Linked DNA regions of Mus musculus: region 2 is linked to region 1. Evidence: chromatin loops called from intact Hi-C (ENCODE). Cell type or tissue: left cerebral cortex. All regions are shown on one strand.

What was found. A loop is a pair of places that touch in the nucleus more often than their neighbours do. Peaks named below come from ENCODE experiments on the same cell type or tissue, not always from the same donor. Only the 100,000 strongest peaks of a DNase experiment are listed, where the experiment ranks them.
Region 2: it touches region 1 in a loop (11-fold over the local background); 10 of 42 quality-filtered maps call a loop at or near these places.

The regions. Positions count from the first base shown.
Region 1 is chr2:66,253,070-66,261,069 of GRCm38, forward strand. Ttc21b (tetratricopeptide repeat domain 21B) reads right to left here and starts at 3,548. Exons shown (of 29, transcript NM_001047604.2): 1 at 3,445-3,548. The coding sequence starts at 3,465. In left cerebral cortex, a CTCF peak has its summit at 3,998 (motif pointing right); DNase peaks (open chromatin) are centred at 2,252, 2,913, 3,650, 3,937 and 1 more place; H3K4me3 peaks cover 1,942 bases; H3K27ac peaks cover 1,425 bases.
Region 2 is chr2:66,641,239-66,649,238 of GRCm38, forward strand. Gm35265 (a long non-coding RNA gene) reads left to right here. Exons shown (of 7, transcript XR_374598.4): 3 at 867-1,071; 4 at 3,884-3,928; 5 at 5,705-5,840; 6 at 6,578-6,672. Among named protein-coding and RNA genes, the nearest start is that of Scn9a, 10 kb to the left of the region's middle. In left cerebral cortex, a CTCF peak has its summit at 3,324 (motif pointing left); a DNase peak (open chromatin) is centred at 3,333.

The DNA.
Region 1 (8,000 bases):
TCTCTCTGTCTCTATCTTTCAGTTTCTCACTATCTCTGTCCCGACCTCCTTCCCTAGGGATTAGGATGTAAGCTCTTAGCTACTGTCATGCTCATGACCATGACGGTCTTGAACTCTAACCCTCTGAAAATGCAAGCAAGCCTCCAATAAACTCTTCTACAACTTGCGTTGGTCATGGTGTCTGCACCCAGCAATAGAAAATTAACTAAGACTGCTTCAGTTCCTATCTCCAGAATGATTCCTTGATTTCTTGCCCTAATAAAACACAATGACCAAAGCAACTTAGGAAGGATAGGGTTCACTTCATCTCAGTTTGTAGTGCGGAGAAAGTCAGAGGGCCATAGAGGAGTGTGGTTTATTAGCTTGCTCAACCCGCTTTCTTATATCACAGAGAATCACCAGCCCAGGACAGCACCATCTACAGTGAGAAGGGCCCTCCCACATCAATCAAGAAAATCCCTTGGATATTTGACTACAGGCAATCAATTGGAGGCATTTTTTCAACTGAACTTTCTTATTCTCAGAGGACCCTGGGTGTGTCGAGTTGTCATAGCCAGGACATGGGATAACTTGGGTCTACTTTTCTTGAAAATGCATCTAAGGTTTAGCTGCTGACTACTCAAAAAGGGAAGGCCCAACTCTCGACATCACTGTAACTGCCGGGCTCCCTTACTTCATAGACAGAGATGCCCTTGTCTGACTGTGTCAGGACCACATGAGTAAGAAACAGAAGGACATAGGTGCATGCAGACAGCTCTTTTACAGTCTGGATTCTGTAGGGATACCCCTCACCTTTACTAGATCACAGTCATGCAACGTTCTCTGAACTTCTGCTCTGCTCCCTCTTGTGGCTTCTGCTTCACACCCCTTCTCCACCTCATTTCTGGAGAGAGTGGCCCATATTCCATATCCTAGACAACCGCAACCTACCTCAGCAAATCACAGTTGGTTTTCCCCCAACTTCCGCAATCTCCAGGATCAAAATGAACTAACGTTATTTATTTATTATCTATTTATTTAGGCCACAATACTATCCTCCTTGACTTCTGTACTGTGTGAAAAATGATTCACAGACTACAGCTCTGAAAGGCAGACATGGATTTAAAGGTGCAAAGACATGGCCTCAAGTCTTCACCTGTGTGACACCTTTGCTCATAGAGAAGCGACAGTTATTAAAGCAGACCTAGCAGTGGTTGTGAGGACTAATTGATAATGCTGTGAAGGTCCTTGTCTGAAAACCTAGGAGTAAGTTACGCCAAAACTCTGCGGCCTGTCCAACACCTCTCTCCTCAGCTCCGTACCTGTACTTTGCCACCTGCTGTTTAAACCATCAAACCAACCGTGATGCTCCCCACCCCCTTCTCATTTACCCAGTCCTGCCAATCAAAGCCGTCTTTAAGTGCATCCCTTTCCATGGATTTCATATTGCTCCCCACACCTGTTGGTATGCTTGTGGTTCGAGATAGACGATTTAGTCCAACAATCTTCCTTTTGATTTCTGAGGTGGGATCTCCTAATGTAGCTCAGGCTGGCTCAAACCTGCTCTCCTCCTGACTCTTTCGCCAGAGTGCCAGGAGTAGGCTTGTATCCCCATGCTCAGCGGTCTAGCAAACACTTTTGGACTGTCTACTTTCTAGTATTAGGTACTGTGTAAGATACTGAGAAGAGAGTATAACCTATCCTGTTCTACACTGTACTCTGAATCTATCAATAAGATGCTGAGAAAAGTTAACAAGAGTGTTTACTGCCATGGAAAAATCTTGAACATTCAGGTAAACTGTAATCTGAACACCCGCTGGGACACAATGCTATAATGAATGTGGGGTGGGCACTACTTCGCTTTGGGGAATACAGAATACTGTACTCAGCTTGGTAACTGTGGGTGACCAGGGAACCCACTCCTGCAGAGGATGCTAGAGCCGATTCTTCAATTATAAACACATTACTCCATCTCCTCCACATATAACACCGTATTTCTCTTGGAATATTTCTGAGAAAGGCCCAGGGCTGTAAAACGCAGAGGAAGAGCAATATGGAGATAAGAGTGTGGTACCTGGGTTGGGTGTGGTGATGGGCGGGGCTAAAAGCCAGCCCTTATTCTACAATAGGGTAGGAAACCAGAGTGATAGGTCCAAAGGGAAGGTAGGTCCAAGATATGTCTGGCTTTCTTCCCACTTGGTTTTGTATGGGTAGTGAGCTAAAAATAGTTGGAGAAGAAGGGCCAGGGAAAACCTTTCATAGACAAACGTTAGAGCTCATGAAGATGTACTGGCATATGAGGATGCTCCTTCATTTAGGTACATCCACAGCTGCTTACCAACGTCACTGCAGATGGACAGAGATACTAAAGTAGGTACCATCTGGCATTTTGTAGACGGTGCTTGCCACTCCTTGTTCAAGAACCTTGTTCTAGATAGAATATTGCACTGATCAAACTGGAAAGGGAAGAAGCCAAGGTCAGCAGCCTCAGTTTTAGGACACGACTCGCTCCTGTGCTAAGTGATGAGAAGTTTAATAATGGTTTTATCACTAAAGTGGTTTTAGTGCAGAACTCATTTGGATAAAATGAGGGATAAAACATGTAAAAGAGTTGGAGGAAAAACTTGAAAAGGTAATGTAGAAATTCATTAAAAAAAAAAAAAAAAAGCCAAACCTTTCGGTCTTCCCTAACTGTCAGCACCCACTGTCCTCTGAATATAATCAGTAGTTCTCATGACATTCATGTGTTTAATAGCTTGTGGGGTCAGCCCTCATAAATCAAGTGAAAGTTGCAAGACTAAGCACCTTTACTGCAGTATTGCAAGTACTTAGAAAATAGTGCAAAACACACAGAAGGCAGTCAACCAATGCTTGCTAAATGTACTAAGAACTTTTTCCAGTGTTGGATTTTTGAATGAGTAAATCTCATGTCCAGGAGTCTGTTCAGCTAGCTCCAACTTCCGGGAGTCACCCAAGAAAAAGCGCTCCACAAATACTGAACAGGTCCCAAAGTGGACAGAGGGGAGGGGAGGGGATGCGAGGGGAGGGGAGGGGAATGATCGCGAAAGGCTTCCAAACCTTGTCCTTGTTTTTCACCATTTCTGAAATATATGCTGAGTGCAACTATGGGAAGACCATTTTCATAATCTATAATACTCCTCCTTTTAAAGGACTTTCGTTAACCGCTTGCAAAGGTGAGTGCCGGGTAGAGGACATTAGCTCGCTAAGTCCCTAGAAATCACACTTGGAGACTAAGCAGGCTTTCCCAGGAGAAGTCCAAAGCCAACATAAGCAGGAGGCTGGGGGCTGGCCGTTAACCGCAAGGCAGTGGTTGAGCCCTCGGGATCATCCCGGCGGGGGGCGCAGCATCTCCGCCAAGGCCGCAGGCTCTCACCATCAGCTGCCCGAGCCACCCTGTACCTCGCAGTCCACTCGCCCTGCCCACGCCCCGCGCCGCCCGCTCACCTTCAGCCCCTGGGAGTCCATGGCCGCCGGCTACCCGGAGGGTGCCCACCGCTGCCCGCCGCAGGGTTAGGGGTTCAGACCCACTTCCCGGGCCCTCAAACCCTAAGGGACGCGGCGTGCAGCACGAGGGGCGTGGCCCGATCTCCATTGGTTGTCGGCGTGAGGGGGCGGAGCTTAGTTGTAGGACTAGGAAGGAGGGGGCCACCGGAGCAGGCGAGGAGGGAACCCCGAGGGAGGACCGCGAGGGCGACTGGGGCTGGAATCCGCTGAGCATTGAGTGCTGCCGAGTTGTGGGGCTAGAGGAGGGAGGTCCAGCCTGGAAACGGCGCGAGGAGGAGGGATTGGGTGGAGCAAGAGATATGAGATTAAAGAATAAAGATGATGAAGCAGCAAATAGGAGGGAGAGCCATGCCGCTTTTCATCCCTGCAAACAAAGGCCGACTCCATTTTCTCAGCATTTTTTGTGGAAGCCGATTTGCGCAATGCGGCTTAGTACTTGACCAGGGAAAATGATTTACCTGACACGTGTAGTAATCGTGTCTGGGCCACAAGGTGGCGCAGAAAAATCACAGTTCGGCAAAAACCTTGAAGCCTGGCTTGGGCTTGTTCTAAATCTTTTCAGGCGCTGCTGTAATTTTGCTATTCGAGTGCTTATTAAACTGCTCCGCCAGATTTCCACCCCCAAAGTCTTATTTAAAAATATGTGGTTACCTCTTTTAGATTTCTATTTCTTAAGTGTTTGCTGTAGTTTGGATCTAAACTGTCCCTCAAAGACACACGTGCTGAATGTTCCCCAGCCCGTGTGCTGTTGGGAGTGGTGGAACCTTTGATAGATGAGGCCAAATGAAAGGACTTTAGAAGATTCTCACGTGACCTTGAAGAAGACATTGGGACCATGGACTTGCTGTTTGCTTTTCTTTTTGCTTTTCTGTTTGCTTCCTGGCAGCCTTCCTTAGAAGATCTTCACCAGTGTATTTATCATGAGATCCAGCAAGCTGACTGAGAGGGGCATCTAGACACACTAATTTGTTTCTGCTTGTATTCTTTAAAGGACTGCAGGCAGCTGTGGCCGTTATACTGATGTTTTAGTGGGCCTCCTGCCTGCTCTTAGGACTCTTCCTTCAATCGGGTTGCTTTCTCCATCCTCCGTATGAGATCTTTTACCTTGTCTTACTGTATTTTGGTCCTGTTTGGCTGTCATCTCTTAGAAGCCTACTTCTTTCTGAAGAGGAGAGGGAGGGGGAATGGATCTAAAGGAATGGAGAAGCGGATGTGGTGAAAAGCTAGGAAGAGTGGGGTGGGGGAACTGTGGTTGGGATGAGAGAAGAATCCATTTCAATTAAAAAAAAACAGGCAGAATGATGTAGACAGTTCTAGAATTCTATCTTATCAAGAAGAGAGGTACTTAAGGTCATGACAAAGCAGTGGGGATGCTAATTATTCCAATGTGACCCCTGCTCTTTGTATGTGTGCACTGAAATATCGCACTGTATCCCAGTGAAAACCACCAGTTTCCACATTTTTGAGCATCATATAAGCCTTTTGAGTTTCAGTGGAGTCTTGGGACAGAAAGGGCCTTATGATACTGAGTGAGAATTAGTGTTGAGAGCCAGGGGTACACATCTTTAGTCCCAATTACAGAGGAAACCATGGCAGAATGGGCACTTGAGCCCATGAGTTCAAGATAGACAACTGGAAAGACACACCATCTTTAAAAGAACAAAATGTTCTTGTTAGATAAATGGGACTGGTGATTAGTCATAAATTTAATTAAATTAAGAAGAAAAAAATTGGGGGCTGGAGAGATAGCTCAGCGGTTATGAGCCCTGACTGACTGTTCTTCCAGAGGTCCTGAGTTCAATTCCCAGCCACCACATGGTGGCTCACAACCATCTGTAATGGGATCTGATGCCCTTTTCAGGTGTGTGTCTGAAGACAGCTACACTGTACTCATATAAATAAAATAAGTAAACCTCTAACAAAAAGAAAAAGAAAATTTCTTCTTATATACACTTCTTGTATACACATTTTAAAAGTACATTTCTCGTATATACATTAATTTTAACACAGAAATTTATGCCCATTCACAAGCATAGTGACTATTGTCTACTGATTTGTACATCATTTAAAATACAATGTACAAATATATTTACTTAAAATTGTGTATATGTTTTTGGTCCCTGGAGGACATTGTTGTCCTACGGGAAAGACAAAGAAGGCTTTATCTGCAATATCTGTCAAGCTCGGGTTCATGTGACAATCACTTAGGGTATACAATGTGGAAGGGGCTTGATGAGGTGCTGATGGGACTCTGAGTTAGTGGGCATAGCCACGTAGGCAAAGCATGTGCTTATAACACTTTCCCAAGTACTGCTGAGGCTTCCTGTCTGAGGATCGCACCTGGAGAACCAGCATTTTTGTTTAAGTGTAATATTAGCCCTATATATTGAGCAAAGGTTCTCCATCTTAAGATTATTTTGCTGGGCACACACATCAATATGCTTGTCCTTTATCTTGCCTGAGGTGGTGTGTGTATAAAAGTCTTTGCATATCAATAGGAAGGGAATACATAATGTCACAATTTCTATACAAGGATGGGGAACAGCAAAATTTTATTATTGTGTATTTGTGCATGTGCCTTGGTGCACAGGAAGAGATCAGAGGACAACTATGTGGAGTGTATTCCAACCTTCTCTCTTTATGCAAGTAACAGGAATCAAATGCAGGTCACCATTTTCACAGGAAGCCCCTTACCTACCGAACCATCTTGTGGGCTCCCAGAAACGTATGAACTTCTAAAACTAAATTAACTTCATTCCACAGACATGTCCCTAGACTATAGGTACAGGAAAAATTTTAAAGATTTGTCCCTGAATATGGAAGATGCTATAGAATAAATCATTCATTAGCAAATAAAATTATAGATAATATTCAGAGACTGTTTTGGCCAGGGGACTCAAGAGTTTGTTGAATTTTAGGAATGAATTGAACATGGGGGCAAGAATGTTCTGGTAATACACAGCCTCTCAGATAAGTGTCCAAAAATGCCGTCTCTATTGGTTTTTAAGATCTAGAAGACAGTTTAAAAGTTTGGTACTCCCCCCCCCCCAAATAAAACCTCTTTGTTCTCTCTCTGTCACTCTCTGTCTCTTTCTCTCCTCTTTTCTGTATGTGTTGTGTGTGTTTGTATTATGTGTATGATTATAAGTGCATATGAATGAATGTATATGTAGCATGCAGACATCAACATTAGGTGTCTTGCTCAGTCAGTCTCCACATTATTCTTTGAGACCGAGTCTCTTATTGAACTTGGAGATTTTACTGATTTGCTACCAAGCTCCAGCGATATCCATGTCCCCGAGGTTTCAGATGTATTCTACTGCACCTGGCTTTTTACTGGCTGCTGGGGATTTCAACTCAGGTCCTCATACAGGACAGAAAACACTTTACCAACCGAGATGTTGCCTGAACCTGTGTATCTTTCCTTTAAAAAAAAAAAGACCTTTTTTTAATTAAAAAAGTCTCTCTCTCTCTCTCTCTCTCTCTCTCTCTCTCTCTCTCTCTCTCTCCTCTCTCTCTCTCTCCCTGTGTAGGTCAGAGGAGAGGATAACAGTATAATGATGTCCAACTCTGTCACACTCCACCCTATTCAATTGTGTAAAGAGTGTAGCGCAGGGCACACCCTGTACTATGCCAATAGATCTACTTTCATAGATGTGGTACTTGCAGAACTGTTTGTCCTAAAAGAAATATTTGGCAACAAAAAATGTGGAGCGGTGTGATCTCTTTGCTTCCAGGAGACCTACCCACATCTAAAATAAGAAGACAAATATGAATACTCTTTAATCTACCAAATCAAATTTTGTGAGTTTATTCAATAAAAGTGGTTGTTGACCTCTAGAATATAGGAATAAAGGTATTTGTTGCACTCTTATTAGCCATAAAAAAAAAACTGGAACCCCCCTGTAGTGGCTATTCCTGGTTGTCAACTTGACTATATTTGGAATGAACTACAATCCAGAATTGGAAGGCTCACCAGTGACCCTTATCTGGAGGCTTGGAGATCCTTATCTGGATCTTGGTATGGAGATATTGAGCCATAGTGGCTATGGATTCCAGAAGATTGAATCTCCGAGTTCAAGGAACACACCTTTAATCTGGGCTACGCCTTTCATCTGGGATTAAGGGTGTGGTGGAACACACCTTTAATCTGGGCTATACCTTCTGCTGGAGACAATATAAGGACATTGGAAGAAGGGAATCTAGCTCTTGCTCTTGCTCCTTCGCCTGCTTGCTGCGTGAGACTGAGTAACTGCTAGATCCTTGGACTTCCATTCACAGCTGCGACTGAACAATTGTTGGGAATTGGGCTGCTGACTGTAAGTCATCAATAAATTCCTTTACTATCTAGAGACTACCCATAAGTTCTGTTACTCTAGAGAACCCTGACTAATACGCCCCCCTTCAACATGCATCAATAAATGATTGTTAAATTATGTAATGTAATATTTTTCACCACTTAAGAAGAACAAACCTGAAATATGTGTCATGTGAAA
Region 2 (8,000 bases), 390 kb after region 1:
CTTATTTGCCACCAGAGCTTTCTAAGAATGTGCCATTTGATGAATAGTAAATTATAGCATATAATAAAATAATAATGCATGAGTGGTTAGAGTATTTTCATACAAATATTCAGAAAAGTGGAGCTATCCAGATGGACCAGCAGATACAGTGGGGACCTGGGTTATGTCTCCTCAAACTCACTTGGCAAAGAAAAGAACTGGATTGGAAATTTTGTCTTCTGAACCTCATATACACACCATGAAGCATATGTATGTCCACTAATCAAGACTCACACACTAGCTTTTAGTTTTGTTTACAGAGATTATTGATAAAAGTACTGGACTTTAATTCATGTTCCCAAAGGATCCCTTAGGAGCTCTTGAGTTGATGCTGCCTTTTTCTTTCTTTCTTTCTTTCTTTCTTTCTTTCTTTCTTTCTTTCTTTCTTTCTTTCTTTCTTTCTTTCTTTCTTTCCTTCCTTCCTTCCTTCCTTCCTTCCTTCCTTCCTTCCTTCCTTCCTTCCTTCCTTTCTCTCTTTCCTGTAATGAGAAGCTAATTACTATGTGCCTTGTGAGATGTGCCAGGTAACAGCCTTTATGTGCATCTTCCAGATGTGCTGAAAATTGGGTAAAAATATTCTCCTGTTAAAAATACTACCACATAGCTGCTAGTCAGATACCAAGGTCCAATAGCCCTACCAATGCTTTAGTGCCATAGCTAGAAGCATAAGTGTCTCCTCTTTAAACTTATTTGCTTCCACATATTCTTGTTAGAGTCATACTACAAGTGAATGATCATATTCAAGGAAGAACTGAATTAGAAATCAAGAAACAACTATACTTTTCAAAAGTGTTTCTACTAAACTGGCTAGAATAAAATCTTTTTAGGTTCTTCACTGATATGTAATATCGACCCCTTTGAGACTCAACCCTTTTGTCAAAGATGATGAGACATGATGCCCATTTATTAACAAGGACAGAGAAGACAGTTTCCTGCTAATTCTCACAGAGAAAAAGCAGAACATAGCTTGGATGAACAGTTTCAGCAAAAACCAAGAAGAGAGATGCCCAGAGATCCTACCCTGAACTCCATGTAAGTTCCTAAATAATAATAATAAAAAAAAATTGCAGAGAAATGTAGATGACTAGTGGATGACTGGTACCAGAAGCCAAGTCTGAAGAGACATGTGGTAGGGAGACAGAGTCCAGTATTCTTGGACCTTTCATATTCATGGAAGTCATCAACTGAAAGTTCAGCTTGAGGTCAGCAGAATGAAAAGAGTTTACTTGGAACAAAGTCAGGTGGCCACCTGAACATCACAGATTCTATTTATCTAGTACAGAGCCTTTGCACTGAGGTGGTAGTGTGGTTTATGAACAAGGTATGGAAGAAGAAGGAATGGAGAAGGATGGGGGTTAGCAACTGTAAAGTAACAGTCAAAATCGCGTTGGTCAGTACAAGTAACGACTGGTTTGATCATTAGCTATTTCTGTTCCAGAGCCATGGTGAGAAAAAAAGGCATTCTCTTCTAAGGTATTCATTCCTCTAAAGGCATTACTATGTTGTACAAGGAAGTTAGCTGAAGCTATTGAGGAAGGTGAAATTAATCAGATATTGAGACTTTGGAACCTGGGAAGCTAGAACCATTGGCTGGCAACTGAGGTTTATCAGGCCTGACAGGAGTCAGAACCTCTCTATATTTTTGTCTTCCTGTCAGTCAGTGTTCCAACAGTTTAGTTTAACTTCGTAGAGTCAGTCAACCTAAATGGAGCCAGTCTTTTAAGGAGCTAGGAGACAAGTATGATTTTGTAGATATGAAAGAATGCATATACCAAATCCAAGCAGATTAGTGATTTCATTTTCCTGATAAGGCAGTCAGAGAGATGGAACAGCAAAAATACAACAAAAAACAAAACAGAAAAACAAAACAAAAAGCCCAAACCAAACCAAACCACCACCACCACCACCACCACCACTACTACCATCACCACCACCACCACTACCATCACCACCACCAACAACAACAACAAAAAACCAAAACCCTCTAAGGAATGTTAGGATCTGGTTATCTCATGATCCATTCAGAGTGAGCTTGACTATTACGTCATTTGAAACTGGTCTGTTTGGGAATTTTGGTGGTTGTTTCCCAGAGGTCAGAGTTTCCTGAAGCTAACTCCTTGTGCTTAACTTCATTTTAATTCTTAGTAACTGGAATTATTTTTATAAATGTTGTTGAATTATTTTCTTCCATACAATAAGTCTTGCAGACATCTTTTCCCCCTCCCCACCCCATCTCTACCCCAGGTGGTATTCTTAAAGCAGAAGAACTTAAACTTAATAGTCTCTCTTGAAGGCACAATTATGGAGAGGCAAGCTATCTACTGACTTAGACAGCTTGATTCTGGAACATGCACTTAGTAGTAGGTTATGTTATTGCTATAGGGAAGTTTGCTATTCTGTCTCTTTAAGTACAATGTATGCATCCAGACAATACTACCTGAATTGAAAATAGAATTTGATATCTTTAGAAGAACAAAGTAAACTATAAATACATAAACGTGTCATCAGCTCATTTATTCACAAATATACCTGTTGACTGAAGTTAAATATGTCAAAGAAAATTACACAGTAGAATGTGGTGTGCAGAGTACCTAAGCCATTTCCTGGTTCTCAATTGTCTCTGATGGGTCCCTTAATGTCTATTTATTTTAGTTCTTTCCTATATAAATGGGAACACTTGTGATAAATTATATCAAGGTATTTTATTCCTTAGCTCTTTTTTCTTTTTATTAATATATGCAACATTCTGAATTAAAGTAAAATTAAGTAAAATTTCACTGAACTGTGATTTGGTAGAAGTTAAAAGATGTCATGAGAAGATACTTAATAGAACGGAGGTCATAGAAATGAATAAGACCTTGACTTTAGAGGACATGATCAGAAGTATTTTGCTACTAATGTAAATAATCATATACATATAGCATACAATATACAACATATATATGTATTTATATACATATATGAAAATAGATTGTTTAATTACTATGACATCTTATAGTATAAACACATCAAATGTTATATACATACATATACAGACTTCATATACAGACTTACAATTCTTACTTGTCAATTAAAAATCAAACAGAACAGAAATCCTAGCAACCCAAACTTACGTGATATATTTCAGTAGTTAGGTAAACATTCAAAAAATTACTGCAAGCTAACATTTTTCAATCATACGTAAATGTGCCAAACTCAAAATTCTACAGTATTTATTTTGAATTCATGTTCAAACTTTCCTTCGTCATCTTTGATAAACATTGCACTTACTGCCACCTGGTGTTCAAAAGATGTAGACTGGTATAGGTTGAGTTACCAGCCTGAACAGTAATGCTTGGCTATTCAGCCTCACACTCATCTTTATCAAATCAAGAAAAAGCCCATAAAAAACACGGAACCCTTTTTGTGTTTGGCCATTACTACTGGCATGGGGACGTCCATGGAGTCTTGTGGATATACCCAAGGTCATTCTATTGTAGAAAACTGATTTCCTCTTTCCCAGCAGTGTGGGTAGGGAGATAGAGAAGATCTAGGAGAAGTCGAGGGAAGGGAAAAAATATGATAAAAATATATTGCATACAAATTTTAACAAAAACATATTAAAATCCATCTTTAAATGACATAAAGACAATCTTTCGACGATATATGAGTAATGTATCAGGAAATATACTTTGGCTTATCGATTTCACATATCTGACTTAAATATTGTTCTTTCTATCTCTTTGTCTCTTCCTGCCCTCCCCCCTGTAAAAACTACCTCTGAACTCCACCAATTGAACTGCCATAAACTCTACTGCCTTGCACTGCCACTCAACTTACTGACTCAACTAAACTTGCTGACTAGAACTCAGAGATCTACTGGCCTTTATTGTCAGAGCTGGGATTAAAGGTATGTATCACTATGCTTGGACCTAACATTTTTCTTTACTTGAAACTTGGTCTATTCTAGGCTGGCCTTAAACTAAGAGATCTGCTTGCCCCAGGTCTCCTGGAAATAAAGGCGTGTCTGTATTCCAGCTGGATCACAGAGACCTAGAAGGTCTTTGGGTGTGATTCCTTGCCAGAGCAGCTGTATTGCTGGATGAAAATACCTCTAACGATGAAAGAAAATTAAAAATGAGGATGGACAGGTATGAGATAGATTCAATGGGCAGACAGGTAGGGAAGATATAGAACAAAGTAGATTCCCAGGATAGGATGAGTGTTTGAGGAGAGAGACGAGAAGGGATAGTGGCATCCTTGGGAAAAGACTCATTCCTTGGGAAGGTTTCCTCACTCTCTATGCTGTTTCCCAAAGTTAGGACTTCAAAACCTCTTGAGTAAGTGTTTGAACATATTTCCAAGTGAGACCAGGTTTGAACTATTGATCTCTCCATGCTCCAAGCAATAAAACTATCGGTTTCTACCCCTAATTGAACTCTGCTGGTTACTGCTCTTGAGTGAAAAAGCGAAGACCCTGAGTCACAAGTGAAGGCAGAGAAGCACAGAGCATTTGAGGAGGGTACGTTTTGATGAGCTGTAGAAAGTAGCAATGAGTGCTACTGAAAATATTTGTATCTTCTATTTTTACTTAACTTTAATTATCATCTCAAATATATAAGAAAAAGAATAGCACGGCTCACACCTAGAAAATAAAAGAGATGGATGGATGGCAGGCAGTTCAAGTCAGCAGTTCCTATCTAAGCAAACAGAAAGGAGAGCAGACCAGAACAAACATTCTTTCCTAAAATTTCTCTCTCCCCTCTACATCTTTTCTTCTCTTCATCTCCCACCTTTTATCCTTCTTTCCTTCAGTTGAAATATTTACACTAAATATGTCTCATTTATTACTTCTATTTCATATATTACTGATATCTATCTCTGCTCCCACTATTTTAGCTTCAGTGGCTTAAATTTTGTCTGGACCACAGAAACAGCTTCCACACTGTGATGTTCAGTTTGCTCTTGAGCTTTCCTGAGACACTTGGCCTTATAGCCACACTTGACCACCTCATTTTGAAGACTGTATATACCAAATTTTCTAAACCCTTTTTGATGTCTTAGATTCCCATCCTGCACGGTCCCATTATGCCTGAAATTCCCTTTAATGAACAGTGTGTCCCATTTTATTATAAATGTAGGTTGAGTGCCAACAAAGACTTCTCAGAAAAAGAGACACTTAATCTGGACCAGAGAGGATGTGTCTTAGTCAGAGTTTCTATTTCTGCATAAAACATCATGACCAAGAAGCAAGTTGGGGAGGAAAGAAATTATTCAGCTTACACTTTCACATTGCTGTTCATCACCAAAGAAAGTCAGGACCGGAACTCACACAACTCAGGAATCTGGAGGCAGAAGCTGATGCAGAGGCCATGGAGGGGTGCTGCTTACTGGCTCGCTTCCTCTGGCTTGCTCAGTTTGATTTCTTATAGAACCCAAGGCTACCAGCCCAGGGATGGCTCTATTCACAAGAAACCCTCCCCCATTGATCACTAATTGAGAAAATGCCTTACAGCTGGATCTCACAGGAAGGCTCCTTTGTCTGTGATAACTCCAGTTGTGTCAAATTGACCTGTAAAACCAGCCAGTAAAGGATGTTTAAAACTTCAGTGTCTGAGTCTGCATGAGAAATTTCCAGCAAAAGGGGGCATTGTGTGCAATGACAAATTCTTTTGTGAATTTTCAGAGCACCTCAGTTCTGTGTCTATGGTAGGATGTACTTGAGAAGATGAGAGGAGATGAGAGAAGATGAAGTTCAGTGTTGTCATAAACGGATTCGAAGATTACCTGCCAAATTGTCAGTACTTTTTTGAAAAAGGGAGGTATGTCAAATGTTTCAAAAACACATGTCACCATCACACTTTATTTTTAGAAGCATCATTCCTATTGTGAAAGAAAATTACCGCCACGTGTGCTGGTGGGTGCATATCATCCCAACCTTCAGGAAGCTTGGACTGGAAGGCCTATGAGGTTAAGACTAGTATGGGCTGCACAGAAAGTCCCAGACCGACCGCTTTGAACTGAGACTTTTCTAAAATAAGATGAAATTAGTTCGTGAGAAAACTAAATACGAAGAAATCAGTCATGTGAAAATCAGTCATGTGAAGATTAAACAGAATGGTAAAGAGTCATAGATTGTTTAAGCATATTAGAGAGGCAAAGGGCATGCAGGACTCACACAGGAGAACAGTCAGGAGTAACCAGTACAAGCCAGTATACAAGCTGTGATGATAGTTTCTGTTGGGGTCACTGCACAAACCACCCAGACACTGATCATAGCCAAATAGTATTGGTTTATTGAATGCTACATCCTAAGACTGATTGATCAGGGCTGCAGACTCGACTTGGGAGATGGCTGTGATGCCCAGCTAGAATCCTATGGAGTTTTTAAGCCACAAACATCTGTGTCTAATTATTTCACCAATCGGGATTTAGGGATACAGAACTTCTTCAGGAACATGTCTTTATTGTACACTTATCCTGCCCCCATTGGTTGGGGTATTCAACAGTGGCAGGGGACTTGCCTTGACTAACTTTTATATCTTAACTTTCCAACCAGGGTGTCAATTACCAATTACATGTCTTGGCCAAGAAGGATGTCAGTTCCCAGGGATGTCTTGAGAACTTAAACTTTACTGGATACCTACTCAAAATGTAAGTCTTAATCCAAATAGTTTCTTATATTGGTACAGGTGACTCTCTTATTTTGGGGTCCAACCCAGAGGCAGCTTAGAAAAGCAAAAACTATAAAAACTCATACACAGGTGCAGGAAGTGCTGCATGGTAGTTGGTTCAGTTCCAAGTTTATCATGACTAACTACACAAAGCAGTCCCAACTGACTTCTATTATGATTTGTTTCCAAGAACACCAAAGCACAGAACATAACAGAATATGTAATCAACTGGGGCATGAGAAAATTTCCCAGTAACAGCAGAAACAGCATTTGAGAAAGTTTCCTTATGACATTAGTAAAAACACAAAAGCACAAAATGCCAGGTTAGACATGTAACAGTTACCTAGGCTTTAAATTTCTACTTAGGCTTGCATCCCACCTGGGCCTTAAGTGTGGAGCTGAGACAAAAGGATGGACCATCTAGAGACTGCCATATCCAGGGATCCATCCCATAATTAGCCTCCAAATGATGACACCATTGCATACACTAGCAAGGGTTTGCTGAAAGGACCCTGATATAGCTGTCTCTTGTGAGACTAGGCTGGGTCCTAGCAAACACATAAGTGGATGCTCACAGCCAGCTATTGGATGGATCACAGGGCCCCCAATGGAGGAGCTAGAGAAAGTATCCAAGGAGCTAAAGAGATCTGCAACCCTGTAGGTGCAACAACATTATGAACTAACCAGTACCCCGGAGCTCTTGACTCTAGCTGCATATAAAACATGGTCTAGTCGGCCATCACTGGAAAGAGAGGCCCATTGGACAGGCAAACTTTATATGCCCCAGTACAGGGGAACGCCAGGGCCAAAAAATGGGAATGGGTGGGTAGGGAAGTGGGGGGGATTATGGGGGACTTTTGGGATAGCATTGGAAATGTAACTGAGGAAAATATGTAATAAAAAAATTGTAAAAAACAAAACAAAACAAAACAAAACAAAAAAACAACAACAACAAAAAAACAGTTTCCCTAACAAACCTTTCCTTATTCAGAACAAGAGAAGATTGACAAGGAAGTAGATTTAATAAAGGAAAATGATGTGTAAAGTTTTATACGTACTGTTTGAGTTGTTATTTGACAGACAAGTTCAAATATTTGGGGGATAATCAAATATGTATAATACAGTGTCAGTAAAATTAACGTGCTTTATGGTTTAAAGTTCCATTATATATTATAAAACATAAAGTTTTAACACAAATACATAAAACACAGTGTTGTTATAAAAACTGCACTTTTAACAGAAAAAAAATTTCTTTCTGGCATTCCCTGTGATTTTAAAAATTAAGTTGCAATCCCACTATATGTGTAA